2 separate regions of the Homo sapiens genome follow, and region 1 is linked to region 2. Evidence: read pairs that join two places in POLR2A ChIA-PET (ENCODE). Cell type or tissue: PC-9. All regions are shown on one strand. Links, peaks and the distances in the headings refer to the core of each region. The heading gives the core; the rest is flanking DNA.

Region 1 (5,377 bases), core at 300-5,299, 130 kb before region 2:
GTTAGAGTTCATATTGATATTCTTAATTCTTTTTTTTTTTTTTTTTTTTTTTGAGACAGAGTTTCACTCTTGTTGCCCAGGCTGGAGTGCAGTGGTGTATCTCAGCTCATCGCAACCTCCGCCCCCCAGGTTCAAGCAATTCTCCTGCCTCAGCTCCCTGAGTAGCTGGTATTACAGGCATGCATCACCACACCCAGCTAATTTTGTATTTTTAGTAGAGATGGGGTTTCACTGTGTTGGCCAGACTGGTCTCGAACTCCTGGCCTCAGGTGATACACCCACCTCAGCCTCCCAAAGTGCTGGGATTACAGACATGAGCCACCGCTCCCAGCCAATTTCTTTGATTTTATAATTGTGTCATTTCTCTTATTCTGAAGATCTAGATTCCTAACGTGATTAATTACTTGCTTTAACCTATGATATAAAGGAAATAGTTTCAAAATACCAGCATTGATGTTACTACACAGAGTAGAACTTTTTTTTTTTTGTCTTTGGAATGCATCTTGATGAAGATGTATAGTCAGAATACTGTTTTTAAAGTCCTGGGAATAGATCTTTTGTTTATGTGGTTATGTTATCATTTTGGTATACAGTTATGTTTATTTATTCAAACTTTTGAATTTAAGAGATTTTCAAAGTTCTGTAGAGAGATAAACACAGTGAACTCTTGCTTCTACTCTGTTTTATCCTGACCCTTATAAGGAGCTGTTTTCATTAGTTTCTTGTTTATCCTTCTAGTGTCGCTTTTTCCATATACAAACAAATATAAGCATATTCTTAATTCTTCCTTTTTCCTCATCCAGAGCTGGCATATTTCATACACTGTTCTTTTGCTTTTCCTCTCCTTTTTTTTCTGTTTAACTTAAGAGTATATCTTGGAGGTAAATACATAGAAATTTTACACATTGCATTGTAATGACTGTGGTATTCCATTATTTAGATGGACCATAGCATTTTCAGCCAGTCACTTACTGTGAGACAACTTGAGTTGTTTCTAATTTTTTGTTATTACAAACAGTACTGAGTGAATAAACTATTATATATTCTGGGATAGAAGTGGGACTGCTGGATAAAAAGGTAAATACATTTGTGTTTCTTTGTATTTTGGGGTGGTATTTGTTTTTGTTTTTGTTTTTGAGACAGGGTCTCACTGTCACCCAGGCTGGAATGCAGTAGCGTGTTCATGGCTCACTTCAGCCTTGACCTCCTGGGTTCAAGTGATCCTCCCCTTAGCCTCCCAAGCAGCTGGGACCATAGGCATTCTCCACCATGCCTGGCTAATGTTTAAAAATTTTTTTTAGATATGGGGTCTCACTAGGTTCAGGAGGAAGTAAAATTACATTTCTATGTTCAGATTGCTGTCTTAAGCAGGAACTCACTGCTCTCTTCATGAAACACTGTCACTTAGCCCTTGGTGTTTGGGATGTCAAACAGAATTCCATTTTGGATATTGATTGTTTCCACCTCAGCCTCAAATGCTTATTCTCCAGATTTTCACACAGCTGGCTCCTTCTCATCGCCTTTAAAAAATTTTTTAATTTATGTATTTATTTTTTTGAGACAGGGTCTTGCTCTGTTACCCAGGCTGGAGTGCAGTGGTGTGATCTTGGCTCACTCTAGCTTTGACCTCCCAGGCTCAAGTGATCTTTCTGCCTCAGCTTAGACTAGAGGTGTGTACCACCAAGCCCAGCTAATTTTTGTATTTTTTTGTAGAGACAGGGTTTCACAGTTGCCCAGGCTGGTCTTCAACTCCTGGGCTCAGGCGAACCACCTGCCTCGGCCTCCCAAAGGGCTGAGATTATAGGCGTGAGCCACTGGTTTACCTTTTTTTTTTTTTTTTAAATCTCTTTTATCATTGTTTTAGTTTTTACGAGCTTTTTTGTTTGTTTCATTTTTCTGAATTATTTTAAAAGTCTTATTTTTATTCCATGGATGCCACAGTTTCTCTTACCTCTTTCAGGATATTAATTACAAATCCTTTTTCCTTAAGTTTTTAATCTGTCCCCCTCCCCATCCCCTCTTTCTGCACTAATTTTGTTTCCTCTGAATTCCTTTCTGTTTGTCTTGAATCTTGCCTTTCATATTGGAGGCTTTTCTCAAGTGTTTGGTGGTCCTTGGTACATTATAAGTGAAGTATTTAAAAGCTGATTGGAGGCCGTGTGCGGTGGCTCCTGTCTGTAATCGCAGCACTTTGGGAGGCCAAGGCGGCTGGATCACCTGAGGTCAGAATTCAAAACCAGCCTGGCCAACATGATAAAACCCCATCTCTACTAAAAGTATAAAAATCAGCTGGGTGTGGTGGCACACTTCTGTAATGTCAGCTACTCAGGAGGCCAAGGCAGGAGAATCGCTTGAACTTGGGAGGCAGAGGTTGTAGTGAGCCAAGATCGCGCCACTGCACTCCAGCCTGGGTGACAGAGCAAGACTCCGTCTCAATAAATAAATAAAGCTGATTGGATGCACAGGAGTATCACAACAGTACTGTTTGTAATGACTCCAAATTGGAAACAACCTAGTTGTGCATCAGCAGTAGAATGAATAAACGGATTATGGTATAGTCATACAATGACACACTATTTACTGTTCAGGAGTGAGAATGAATAAACTACAGCTACACTGCAACAATGTGGGTGACTCTCACAAACATAATGTTGAATAAAAGAAGCCAGACACAGAAGAGTACACACTGCAGGCTTCTGTTGAAAGTTGAAAAGCAGGCAAAACTAACCCGTGACTTTAGAAGTCAGGATATTGGTTCCCTTTAGGGGTAGGGCAGTTGTTAGTGACTGGAAGGGAGCACAGGGGGCCTTCTGGGATGCTGCTAATGTTCAGTTCCTCGAGCTGGGGCCCTGGTTATGCAAGTGTGTTCACTGTGTGTCATTCCATTGAACTGTATATTAGATTTGTGTGCTTTTTGGTATGTACACTTCAATTGAAAGTTTATATGAAGTAAAAGAGGAAAAAGGTAGTGGAATCTCTGTGTGGGCAGGGTTGGTTTATTGACTGGTACCCACAGCATGTGGTCAGACATCCAAGCAACACTCTTTTGTTGGGGACCCTTGAATGTCAGTGTCTGACAATGGGACATGGGTGTGTTTGTTCTTTCTGCTATGTTTAACTGGAAGTCTTTAGGTTTCCTTTTAAACTTCTTTTATTGAGAAGACAAAGTGTTTTTTAAATTAGATTTGAAAGATACCCAAGATGAGGTAGTGCATCAGTTTCTTCTTTGAGAAACACATTAGTAGAATTGAAATTTCTGTTCATTCACTCATTCATTTAGTGAATACTTAAAAGTCACAATGAACAGGGTTTATGTCCTCTTGGAGTATACAGCACAGCAGAAATTACCAACATTAAATATAAGTGGGATGAGTTTTGGAGGGGAAATAGAGACTGCCATGGAAGCCTACGATAGAAGAACGTAGGGTAGTCTTCAGGGGCAGAGAAGACTTCCCCAAGGAAATGATGTTTTCGTTAGGTGAAGAGTAGGGGAAAATTCACTTTTTCTTAATGAAAATGTCTCGGTGTGAAAGCTTGTATTAATGAAAATGTCTCATCTTGATGTGAAAACCTTTATTCCTGTCTGATCACCCTGTTATGTGATTTCAGGTGGAGAGTATAGTGAAGATGATGTAAATGAATTAGTGAAGGAAGATGAAGTGGATGGTGAAGAGCAGACACAGAAAACCCAAGGGAAAAAAAGAAAGGCCCAGAGCATTCCAGCCAGGTGATGCTGCCTTCAAGGCCCTTAGAAGTTAGGGGCTATTGTCACAACCATCCTGATTGCTAAGATTGGTCTCATGATAGATTTAATGAAGCCAGAGTTTCTAACCCTTTTCTCTTTGAGGGAAACATTTGCTGTTATTTTAGGATTAACTTCTTGGTCTCTGGAAAGCTTTAAACATTTTGAGCTTTAATGTAAAGAAAATGTTAATAGGTAATATGTACATATGGTTAGAACAGAAAATTCAGTCCCTGAAAAGATGTTTACCCTGTTCCTAGACCTTGTTGCTTTGCCTCTGAAGAACTATGCTACCAGAGATAGTCTGTGCATGCAAATGCATATATGTCTATATTTTCTTCATTTTTTTTTTAGAAAAAAAATATAAATAGTAGCATACTCACTTTCTCATTTTCATTTCTCTTTATTTCACATCTTGGAGATAGTACCATGGCAGTATCTCCTCCTTTTCATAGTATTACGTTATGTGAATAGGCCTTACTTTATTTAGGCTTTCCTGTATCGAGGGATGTTTAGATTGTATCTAGTCTTTACTACAACAAAGAAGAGTGCAGTGAATATTCTTTGTATACATGTATACAAAGTATACATAAATATATAAATGTATATAATGTATACATGTATAAATATATCTGTAAATGTAACATTTAGAAGTGGAATTGTTTGATCTAAGGTTATATATGCAATTAAATTTTAAAAATACAGATATTAGCCCATTGCCTGGCATAGGCCTGGTATGGGCTTCTTTTCCCATGAAAATTATGAAAATTCTGACAGGTTATTTAACTTAGATAAGGGCATCTTCCATAGAAGTCTTTTACCTCACTTGGGTGTTTCTGTCTTCCTGGGCATTGAAGCAAAAAGCAGATTATCATTTATGAAAAAGAAAAAAGAATGTAGATATTAGATTGATTCACCTAAAGTCAAAATAGTCTAAGAAGCAATATACTCTTATAAGTCTTGGGCCCAGTTTTTTTGTCCTTGAATTTTTTTTTTTTTTTTTTTTTTTTGAGACAGAGTCTCGCCCTGTTGCCTAGGCTGGAGTGCAGTGGCGTGATCTCTGCTCAATGCAACCTCCGCCTCCTGGGTTCAGTTCCCTGCCTCAGCCTCCGAGTGGCTGGATTATAGGCACCCACCAACATGCCCGGCTAATTTTCTCATCTTGTTGTGATGAAAGTTTATATGAAGTAAAAGAGAAAAAAGGTAGTGGAATCTCTGTGTGGGCCTTGGCCTCCCAGAGTGCTGGGATTACAGGTGTGAGCCACTGCGCCTGGCCTGTCCTTGAATTTTTCTATGTTCCAGCTCTCAGTTCTTCCGAAAGTGGGAAGAAACATGGATTTTTTTCTTTTTCCTTGAGAACTCTTGGAAGAAATAGTGCAAATAAAGTTGAGGCTCTTCTAAATAGAACTTGTTCTACAAATGGAGTAGCTTTAAAAAGTCAACAATGTCTGGCACATATAATATGTTCTTAGAATATTCTTTCTGGATAGATTAATTCTGTGATTAGGTGATTTGGATGTTTTCTTTGTGAAAACAGCTGGTCCTGATTTAGAAGGAGAACGCTATACTTTGATTTTAAGTGATTGGAGAAAAGTTAGCACTAAGAGCTCAGTTTTTTTTTTTTTCAATTCTTTT
Region 2 (5,377 bases), core at 235-5,234:
CAGGATGGATAGGTTGCCATGGTGATGGGCTTGCTGGGCATCAGGGAGCTTTCCAGAGTGATCTCCTCCAAGTGGCGCCTGGAACATTTCCCAGGAGATGAGTGACTCACAAGTGGCCTGCCAGGTGCCCCCCTTTCTTTCTCTAAAAAGCAGGTTTTGGGGGGCCGGGGAAGCCAAGGGGACTGGGCCAGGCCATGTGCCCCTCTTCAAGCAGCTGCACAGTGGGATTGCCCCTGCCAGCTGACGATGCGAAACTGGCCGAGTCAGCCTCCTCCCAAAACATGGCTGTGACAGATGCTCAGAGGCAGGATGAACAGGCCATATGTTAGAAGGATGCTGCACAGGCCTCGACTTGTTAGATGCAAACTAAATGGTTCCTGACCTGGATAAATGAGCTTGAAATGTAAAGACACCAAAACGAATTACACTCAATGTCTGGATTTTCTGGCAGAAGTTATGGGGCTGCCTGTCTTCAAACTGCCCGGTGTCCTGAGTTGTCCCTGGGCCCTTAGGCCCAGGCTGTGCCTTGAACCTCCTGTGAGTGCCTTCTCTCAGTGGGAGGTGTGGCCAGATCTCCTGAGGATGTGCAGGAGTCTTACTGGGCAGAGCCCTCCTCTCCCAGGTCCGCTGAGCAGCCCCATTCATCTCTGAGAATGATTTCATGCCTTCTTCCACTGAACACATTTGCATGATAACCTGGGCCTGCCAGAGTTCGAGGCACCCCAACTGACAAATGGAACACATTTTTTAAGCTCATTGGGTGCCGAGGGGCACTGTCTGCAGCAGGCTGAACCCTCTCTGTATCAGACACCCTGTCAGGTTGTCTCTAGCAGGCTCACAATTTTGTTACCACTCTGCCATTGAGTTCCATTATTGGATCCTTGAATTTGAGGTTCAGGGTCCTGAGTCATGAGAAGGAAAAGCTGCCCATCTCCCAGTCACCATTCGCCCCACATCCCAGCCCTCCTGTACCAACAGGGTCCGATGTGTGCCCTTGAGCCGCCTATAGACAACTGAGCTAGAGACAACCAGAATAAGCATTATCATTATAAAGGCTTATTTTGTCTTTGTGATGCAGTAGTATTTTCCAAAAAAAATTGCAAATATCCCATGTGTTATAATAAAAAAATATGACTCACCCCTGTAATCCCAGCACTTTGGGAGCCTGAGGCAGGAGGATCATTCTAGCCCAGGAGTTCAAGACCAGCCTGGGCAACATACCAAGATCCCATCTCTAAAAAATCAAAAAATTGGCCGGGCGTAGTGTCGCGTGCCTGTGGTTCCAGCTACTCGGGCAGCTGAGGCAGGGGAATCGGCTGGCAGGTCAAGGCTGGAGTGAGCTGGGATCATGCCATTGCACTCCAGCCTGGGTGTGCAAAAGCAAGATCCTGTCTCAGTTAATTAACTATTAATTAATTATTTGGCTTTGTGTTTCTGGCACAGAGCTCCTAAAACCCTTGGAATTTACTGTCTTGTGTGCTAATGAGGGACCATGGCTTATCATAGGGGAGCCCTCGATAGCTTCAGGATGGGGACTGGGTGCCAGAAAACCAACCACATGATTTCAGCCCTCCCCTCCCAGCCTCCAGGGTGGGGAGAGGGGCCAGAGATGGAGCTCAATCACCACAGACTAGTGATTTAATCTATCATACCTATGTAATGAAACCTCACAAAAACCCCGAACCCCCTTGCACCCCCAAGTCCATGGGGACAGAGGCTACTGCACTCAGGACCCTTCCAGACCTCACCTATATACTTCATCTGGCTGTTCATTCTCATCCTGTATAATAAACTGCAATGGTGAGTACGGCACTTTCCTGAGTCTGTGAGTTATTCTAGTAAATTATCAAACTTGATAGGAGTGTGGGCACAGTGGCCCATGTCTGTAATCCCAGCACTTTGGGAGGCCAACGCAGGAGGATCAGCTTGAGTCCAGGCGTTCAAGACCAGTCTGGGCAATATAGTGAGACCCTGTCTCTACAAAAAAACTTAAAAATTAGCTAAGCATGGTAGCTGTCTGGTCCCAGCTACTTAGGAGGCTGAGGTGGGAGGATTGCTTGAGCCCAGGAGGTGGAGGTTGCAGTGAGCCAAGATTGTACCACTGCACTCTAGCCTGGGCAATAGAGCAAGACCCTGTCTCAAACAAAACAAAAAACCCAATAGGAAGAAGGGTTCATGGGAACCTCCAAATTTATAGTCAGCTGGGCAGAAGTATGAGTAGCCTGGACACTCCATTTGTAGCTGGTGTCAGAAGTGTGGGCAGTCTTGTGGGACCAAGTCCTTAACCTGTGGGGTGTATGCTAATTCTGGGTAGTGTCAGAATTGAATTGTCGGACATCCAGTTGGTGATGGAGAATTGGTTGGTGGTGGGAAAAAAACCTCACAGCCCACTTTTGTCTAACTCTTCCTTTAAGGCAGACAACTGACACAAGCGAATTGAGAGGCAAGGCAATTAGTGAAAGACACCCACATCAGATGCCCAGATCCTAATCCCGGCGCTGCTGACCAGCTGGTGACCTTGGGCACATGGCTTGGCCCTCTGCCTCCCCTGGCCTGTCTATAAAATGAGGGGGTTGATTAAATTATCCCTGGGGCTTAACACTAGGAATCTCTACTTCTAACAAGCAGCCAGGTGATTCTTCGGCACTCCAAAGCTTGAGAACCAGTGCTTATGACCTCCTTAGCAGTAAAATAATTAAAAGGCCTCCAGCTATATATTTAGGAAAATTACATCTTTCTTTATCCTTGCCACTTCAAATAACTGAAATTCCTAAACTGCTGCACCAGCAAAGCCACAATGAATAAGTCAGCCTAGGTTCCATCCCCGATGTCTGCCGAGACTCACCTGCAGGAACTTCCTCCTACTTTCAAAGAGCTTGGCTGAAGTCTCCTAAAAGTTGTGGGGGTCGGCGCCCGGGCACAGTGGTTCACGCCTGTAATCCCAGCATTTTGGGAGACCAAAGTGGGCTGAGCACTTGAGTCTAGGAGTTTGAGACCAGCCTGAGCAACATAGTGAGACCCTGTCTCTACAAAAAAATACAAAAATTAGGTCGGGTGCAGTGGCTCATGCCTGTAATTCCAGCACTTTGGGAGACCAGTGGATCATCTGAGGTCAGGAGTTCAAGACCAGCCTGGCCAGTATGGTGAAACTCCATCTCTACTAAAAATACAAAAATTAGCCAGGCGTGGTGGTGTGTGCTTGTAGTCCCAGCTGCTCAGAAGGCTGAGGCAGAAGGATGGCTTGAGCCCGGGAGGCAGAAGTTGTAGTGAGCCAAGAGCACACCACTGCACTCCAGCCTGGGTGACAGGAGTGAAATCCTGTCTAAAGAAAAAAAAAAAATTAGCCAGGCATGGTGGCACACACCTGTAGTCCTAGCTGCTTGGGAGGCTGAGGTGGGAAGATCACTTAAGCTAGGAGGTGGAGGTTGCAGCGAGCCAATATTGCCCCACTGCACTCCAACCTGGGCAACACAGCGAGACTCTGTCTCAAATGTTTTTATAAAAAAAAAAAGTTGTTGGTAACTTGGAGAAGCAGCTGAAGTCAGGCCTGAGAAGCAAGTGAGAAATTCAGACAACAAAATCCACCGAAGACCCAACAAATACAGCTGAAGAGACAACACTTTCCTGCCAGGTGGGCAACAGATGGCAGGACCCATGTGCACACACACACTCACACCAGCGAAGCCGAGTTTGCAGTGTGTCAGCTAGGTTGCCCTGCCGCTTGGAGACCCAGCCCCCACGCACCACACTCCTGTCAAAACAAGCCCTGAGCTAGGCGGATTCTCGCGGCTCCCGCTCCTGCCAGCTCAGCCAGGGCAGCCCCGCTGGGCTCTTCCTGCCAACCTGAGTTCTACTGGCTCTCCTCTTCCCTCCTTCTCTCTCCTCCTGATATTCCTCTGCTGTTCTGATGGAGAAGAAATCTATTCATTGAGAATTTGACAGCAGAAAAATGAAAGAAAATTTAAATCTCCTATAACCTTCCTAACAGAGAAAACTACTGTATACACTTTGGAATATTATTTCAGCCATTTTTTATGTGTTTAATGTGTTTTTCATACCTTTTTTTGTTTTTGTTTTTGTTTTTTGAGACAGGGTCTGTCACCTGGGCTGCAGTGCAGTGCTGCAATCATAGCTCACTGCATCCTCGACCTTGGCTCAAGCGACTCTCCTGCCTCACCTTCCTGAGTAGCTGGGACTACAGGTGTGCACCACCACGCCCGGCTAGTTTTTGTATTTTTTTTTTGTAGAAACGGGATTTTGCCATGTTGCCCAGGCTTGTCTTGAACTTCTGGTCTCAAGCGATCTGCCTGCCTTGGCCTCCCAAAGTGCTAGGATTACAGGCATGAGCCACCACGCCCAGCCACCCACACCTTTTCTTAACATACTTGGGATTTAGTGTACCTGTGCAATTCAATACAGAAGTCACTATCACCTGCAGCTCTTTAAATGTTAAATTTGTTAAAATGTAAAATTCAGTTCTTCAGTTGTGCTAGTCCAAGACCTCATGTGTTCATTAGTGGCCTATGGTTATTGTCTATGGAATAAGGGACCAGGCAGGTGCAGAACATTTCCATCATCACAGTCCTATCAGCCTGCCCTGGTGTGTGCAGTTTTAACCAAATGCTACGCGCTGAGCATTTCCCTATTAAATATTCTCAACATTCTTTGAGTACATTATTATTATTATTATTTTGAGGGAGGGTCTTGCTCTGTCGCCCAGGCTGGAGTGCAGTGGCATGATCTTGGCTCACCGCAACCTCTGCCTCCCAGGTTCAAGCGATTCTCCCACCTCAGCCTCCTGAGTAGCTGGGATTACAGGCATTCACCACCACGCCTGGCTAATTTTTGTATTTTTAGTAGAGACGGAGTTTCGCCATGTTGGCCAGGCTGGTCTTGAACTCCTGACCTTAAGTGATCCACCCTCCCAAAGTGCTAGAATTACAGGTGTGAGCCACTGCACCTGGCCGAGCACACGGTTTTTAAGGGCTGCAGAGCATATGCCATTTGTGGTTGTGCCATGGTTTATTTTACCGATCTTCCACCATTGGCCATTCAGGTCACCCACTGTTGTGATTATGAATGATGCTGTGGTGCACTGCTTTAGCCCTTTGATAATTTTCCACATTCCTGATTCTCTTTTTTTTGAGATGAAGTCTTGCTCTGTCGCCCAGGCTGGAGTGCAGTGGCGCGATCTCTGCTCACTGCAAGCTCCGCCTCCCGGGTTCACGCCATTCTCCTGCCTCAGCCTCCCGACTAGCTGGGACTACAGGTGCCCGCCACCACGCCCAGCTAATTTTTTGTATTTTTAGTGGAGACGGGTTTTCACCATGTTAGCCAGGATGGTCTCGATCTCCTGACCTCGTGATCCGCCCGCCTT

The links. ChIA-PET counts read pairs that join two places held together with the same protein. Peaks named below come from ENCODE experiments on the same cell type or tissue, not always from the same donor. Only the 100,000 strongest peaks of a DNase experiment are listed, where the experiment ranks them.
Region 1: POLR2A ChIA-PET joins it to region 2 with 5 read pairs; 6 of 35 experiments call an interaction of 5 or more read pairs at or near these places.

What each region holds. Positions count from the first base shown.
Region 1 is chr16:75,412,928-75,418,304 of GRCh38, reverse strand. CFDP1 (craniofacial development protein 1) reads left to right here. Exons shown (of 7, transcript NM_006324.3): 2 at 3,610-3,727. Among named protein-coding and RNA genes, the nearest start is that of CFDP1, 18 kb to the left of the region's middle. In PC-9, for the core only: no CTCF peak of the experiment used is centred there; no DNase peak of the experiment used is centred there.
Region 2 is chr16:75,277,870-75,283,246 of GRCh38, reverse strand. No RefSeq gene overlaps it. Among named protein-coding and RNA genes, the nearest start is that of BCAR1, 29 kb to the right of the region's middle. In PC-9, for the core only: no CTCF peak of the experiment used is centred there; DNase peaks (open chromatin) are centred at 2,716 and 3,106; H3K4me3 peaks cover 421 bases; H3K27ac peaks cover 2,053 bases.